Regions from separate parts of the Homo sapiens genome. Here region 1 is linked to region 2. A link is a loop called in an ENCODE intact Hi-C map of the cell type or tissue named here. Cell type or tissue: heart left ventricle. All regions are shown on one strand.

Evidence for each region. A loop is a pair of places that touch in the nucleus more often than their neighbours do. Peaks named below come from ENCODE experiments on the same cell type or tissue, not always from the same donor. Only the 100,000 strongest peaks of a DNase experiment are listed, where the experiment ranks them.
Region 1: a loop joins it to region 2, with 2.3 times the contacts of the local background. A loop is called at or near these places in 10 of 110 quality-filtered maps.

What each region holds. Positions count from the first base shown.
Region 1 is chr17:42,120,408-42,122,907 of GRCh38, forward strand. KAT2A (lysine acetyltransferase 2A) reads right to left here and starts at 960. Exons shown (of 18, transcript NM_021078.3): 1 at 559-960; 2 at 299-422. The coding sequence starts at 897. It overlaps HSPB9 (heat shock protein family B (small) member 9), which reads left to right and starts at 2,397. Exons shown (of 1, transcript NM_033194.3): 1 at 2,397-2,500. The coding sequence starts at 2,444. RefSeq lists a silencer at 827-1,076. In heart left ventricle, no CTCF peak of the experiment used is centred here; DNase peaks (open chromatin) are centred at 574, 974, 2,017 and 2,223; H3K4me3 peaks cover 1,314 bases; H3K27ac peaks cover 580 bases.
Region 2 is chr17:42,516,214-42,518,713 of GRCh38, forward strand. The region is part of intron 21 of ATP6V0A1 (ATPase H+ transporting V0 subunit a1); the gene reads left to right. Among named protein-coding and RNA genes, the nearest start is that of MIR5010, 3.3 kb to the left of the region's middle. RefSeq lists an enhancer at 394-893 and a silencer at 1,337-1,386. In heart left ventricle, a CTCF peak has its summit at 1,426 (motif pointing left); DNase peaks (open chromatin) are centred at 1,428 and 2,438; H3K27ac peaks cover 2,313 bases.

The DNA of each region.
Region 1 (2,500 bases), 400 kb before region 2:
AAGAAATCAACAAGGCTTCTTGACCCTCTTCACAGCCAAGCAAGATACACACTCTGTTCCTCCAACCAGTGTGACCAACAGTGAGACTGACTGCTCCGATATCAACCGTTGGGTTGCCTGGGCCTGTTCTGGGCTGAGAGATTTCCTTTCTCCCCCCTTGGTGCACACCCCCCCCCAACCCAATCCCTCCTTCGAGGCATCTTTGATTTTTTCAGAGATGAAGCTTTGTGGCACTTGTCACCCTGTCCAAGCAGGACCCAGCACCTGCCCCCAGCTCCAAGGGCGCTGCCTGCCTTACCCAAGGGGTGCTCACAACTGCGGCACAGCTCACTCAGGTTGGCAGCTGGCTGCTGCAGATCCATGCGGGGTGCAGTGGGGGGCTTGGGGTTTTTCCAGCCATTACACTTACAGGTTTCATTGGCCTGGAGGTGGAAGGATCAGTCAATGACCTATACCTCTGGGGCAAGAGCCGCTCCGCAGCCAGAGCTTTGACCCCATTCCCACCAGAGCCCTGGGATGCCCCAAGCCCCGCCCCTTCACCCCAGGCCCCGCCCCCACCTTGCAAGCCGAGAAGACCCCTAGCTTCTCAAGCTTCTTGGCGCGCGGCAGCCCCCGGACTTGCGCCTTCCTCTGACTGGCGCGCTGCTGCTGGCTCAGGCCAGGTCGAGCCGGATCCCCCCCGCTCCCGGCCCCCCCACTTCCTACCCCGGGCCCCCCAGTCCCTGTGCTGCCGGCTGGGGCTGCAGCTGGGGCAGGGGCTGGTGCCGGGGTGGGAGTCGGAATCGGGGCTGAAGCCGGGCTGGGTGCAGGAGTCGGAGTTGGGGCAGGGGCTGGGGACTGAAGGGGCCGGGGCTGCGCAGCCGGGGCCGGGGTCGGGGCCTGGGAAGGTTCCGCCATGGCCTCCCCCGCAGCGGAGAGCGGCGCCGCGCTCCCAGCCCTAGGGCCGCATGGGCAACCAGCGCTCAGTGCGCAGGCGTTGCTGCGCGGCGCATGACGGGAGTTGTAGTCTTCCCGCGCCTTCCCCTCACTGCCTCCAGCTTCCAGACTTTTCTGTCCTGTCTCTTGGCCCCTGACAGCCAAGTGAGGCCTGAGTGAAGGCCCCACATTGACCCCTCTTCACTTGTAATCTCTTTTAATGGAGTCCGGGAGAGTCACGATGGCTGTCCTCTTGGGGACAAGGAGTCTTGGGGAGAATCGTGGGGTCTGCCTCTTTCACGCGCCTGTCTCCCACTTAACCCCCTCCCCCAACTCCCGCACAGGCCCTGCCCCACGCGGCTCCGGACACGGAATTGCAGCTGCGGTAGAGATGAGATGTAGCAACAGTTCTGCAGTAGTGTGGTGGTGACTTGGGTGTGTTCTCCTCCTGACATTCACCTGCACCTTTTTCTGCGCTTTTCAGTATGTATGTATTTAATAGTATCACTCAACAAAAAGGAGTTTATCAGGCCGGGTGGCTGGCTCACGCGGGAGGAGAGCTTGAGCCCTGCAGGAGTTCGAGACCAGGCTGGGCAACATTGGGAGACCCCCCCCACCAATCTCTACAAAAAAATAAAAAATAAAGTTTATAGGCTGGGCGAGGTGGCTCACGCCTGTAATCTCAGCACTTTGGGAGGCCGAGATGGGAGGATCGCTTGAGCCCAGGAGTTCGAGATTAACCTGGGCAACATAATGATACCCTGTCTCTTAAAAAAAAAAAATTATCAAATAACAGCACCAGAGGCATAGCTGTGGTTATGATGGTCACCAAGAAGGCTACTGACGTGGAGGGTGAGGCGGAGGAGGGCTAGGTCTTTCTCTGTGCACTGGGAGCCACTCTCCTGAAGCCCCAACTGCGTCTTCATCTTTGTGGCCCCAGAGCCCAGACCACAGCCTGCAGCACAGGACGCCCCGGGAAGAATTAATGCAGCCGGAGAGACCAGTCCACCTCCTCGTGTCGCGTGTCCGCGTGGGGTTGTGGGTGGTCAGGGAGAGGTAGGGTGGATGACCCAGGAAGGCCGCCCTCCCCTGGCTCTGTCTAGGAACAATCCTTGCCCCAGGCCTGGTCCTTAGAAGGCAAGACAGCCCCCTTCCAGCTGGGGGATCAATCTGCTGTTGGCTGCGCCAGGGTGCGGCTCCCTCGGGTCTGGCCTGGTCGTGGATCCAGTTCCTTCACAGCTGCGGCCTCCCCGGGTCCATTAACGAAGGTGGGGAAGGGCGGAGAAAGGGTCGGAGTCTGGGAGGAGAGCAGCTGCGGGCGCGCCAGGGCGCTGACAGTCTGGCTCTTGGAGGTAAGATGGGCGTGGCTGATCCCGAACTCCGCCTGCGTTTGCAGAAGCGAAGGGAACCGAGCGAGCGGAGCTGAGCTCGGGTAGGCCGCGCGAGGTCCCTCCTCTCCGGGCGTCCGTGCGCCTAGCTCTGCGCTGGGAGCCTCGCGCCCTTTGACAGCAGTTAGTTGCTGACTCGGATGCAGAGAGTCGGTAACACCTTCTCCAACGAGAGCCGGGTGGCATCCCGGTGTCCC
Region 2 (2,500 bases):
CCCACTCCCCTTTATCTTTGATTATTCTCATGGCTGGGTGACCCCTGAGCCTCCTCAAAGATTCAGCTGTGGGTTTTTCTGAATGATGGGCGGAGAGTGAGGCATGGAAGGGCAAGACGTGGCTAGGGTGCACTCTTCTTCAAAAGCCCTGCTGCGTCAGTAGACCTGGCTTCCTCTGGCCTGGCTCTCTCCCTCCTGGCCTCCCTCCTCCCCACCCAGCTCATCTGGCTGGCCTCCCTGTTCTAAGCTTATCAGCCGACCCCCGCAAGCACACTTCCTCAGCCCTCCTCAGTGCACGAGAACCTCTGAGGACTCACTTTTTCTTGCCCCTTGGCCTCCTTTCTTTTCTTTTCACTCCTGTCTCTTGAGCCCTGGGTTTGAGGGAACAGTGACCACCTCACCTTGATTCCAGCCCACGTGGGTAGCCGGTCATCTCCCTGGGCAGGGCGGGAGCAAGGCACTGTTGCAGAGCAAGGCCGCCTGGGCTTGAGCCTCATTTTGTTGCCAGAAGATTGCTTCCTCCTCAGGCTCACCTGTGGCCTCCCCGTGTCTTCCCAGGTCCCCCTGAACTGAAGTGATGAGTGGCAGGACAGCAGGCTCCGGAATTGGGCGACCTGGGTTGGAATTCCAGCACTGTCACACCAGGCAGGGAACCTGAGCAGAACATTCACTGCCAAGATTACTGTGAGCAAGTAGGAAGTAATGCACACACCAAGTGCTGCCACAGCAAAAGCAGGTGCTCTAGGATGGGTAGTGGCTGCTCTGCTTAAAAGTGGGATGCCCTTACTGGGTGCGATGGCTCACACCTATAATCCCAGCATTCTGGGAGGCTGAGGCAGGCAGATCACCTGAGGTCAGGAGTTCGAGACCAGCCTGGACAACATGGTGAAACCCCATCTCTACTAAAAATGCAAACATTAGCTGGGCGTGATGGTGGGCGCCTGTAATCCCAGCTACTCGGGAGGCTGAGGCAAGAGAATCGCTTGAACCCAGGAGATGGAGGTTGCAGTGAGCCAAGATCGCGCCACTGCACTGCAACCTGGGCGACAGACCGAGACTCCGTCTCAAAACAACAACAACAACAACAACAACAAAAAAACCTGGGATGCCCTAGAGAGAGGGTGTCTGCCTGGGGTCCCCCATAAAAAGACTGCTTTTAGCCTGTCTAGAGTGAGAGAAGACCCCAGAGGAGGCAGAGGATACCATCAGAATGCCCTCAGGTGCTGTTTGCAAGGAACAGCCTCCCCATATATGTCGTATTTATTTTGGCAATAGGAGTATTGGGTAGGAGAGGAAAAAACAGTGCAAACCTCCTTTGTGCAACTTCCAGAATCTCGTCTTTGGAGGGCTGTTCCCGTGACACGAGTGGGGCGCCTCCCCCACCACTAAAACAGAAGTGAATGAAATTGGTGCTTGTGCGCCCCCTCCTGGCAAAATGCGGCTGTGCGTCCAGGATGCCTGGATCTTCCCTGTGGCCCAGGACTGCAGGAGGCGTTCTGAGCTGTGGCCCTCTTACCAGGGGTGGAGCCTCTGGGGCTGCTGAACCAGCTGTAGGGATGGTGCTGCTGTTCTTCCTGGCATCCATCCTAGGCATCTTCATACCTCCCACTTTATCCCTGCTGTTTCCTGATTCAAGGGCTGCCCCATTATACAAGTTCTGGTCTCCTCAGTGGGGACAATAAGAAAAACATTTGATTCGATAACATATAAACCACTAGTGTGAGATTCATGCAGCATCATAGGAAGGGGGGTGATGTGTTTGAAAACAGTGAGCAGGCTAATGTATTAATCTGCTAATTCTGTCTCCTGAGTTTTCTCTCTTTTCCTCCCTCCTGCCACATGAAGTGTGCTTGGCTTCTTACCTACCATAATTAGACATCTTTTCTTCCTCAGAGAAGGCATGAGACAGGGATTTGATTGTAGTTATCACTGTAAACATCAAACTGATTTTTATGCAGAACTATTGCCCCAGGGCATACCTTCCAAGGAACCTGGTCTCTCCTTACCTAGCGAATTCCACATACACATAGATGTACACCTACCTGTACACTCACAGATTGGGTGGTGATTAAAGGGACAGAATCGGGGACCAGCTTCTTGTTAGGAATGCAGTGTTGCCACGGCATGACAGCATGGAGCAGTTGAGGGAATGGCTGCCCAGGAGAACTCAGAACTCTTGAAATGTAGTTCCAGGCTGCCATCATTGCCCTGATATTCAGGCCGTCAGACAGATGTGTGTTGTAGGCCCTGAACGGCACAGAGAGTGGCAGAACAGGCTACATAAACAGCTCAGCCCAGAATTGTCTTTCCAGACTGCCTGCCCTCAGTCACAACCCCCACCAGGGAAGGGAAGCGGCCCCAAGACTCCTTCCTCCTTCACCCACTCGAGGAAACAGAGTTCCTGTTACGTGGCATGAATGATGTCTTTTGGCCCCAGTTAATCCCTCTGAGTCACCAGGTGGCCTTTGCCAAGTGCTGGAGCTGGAAGAGATGATAGAGA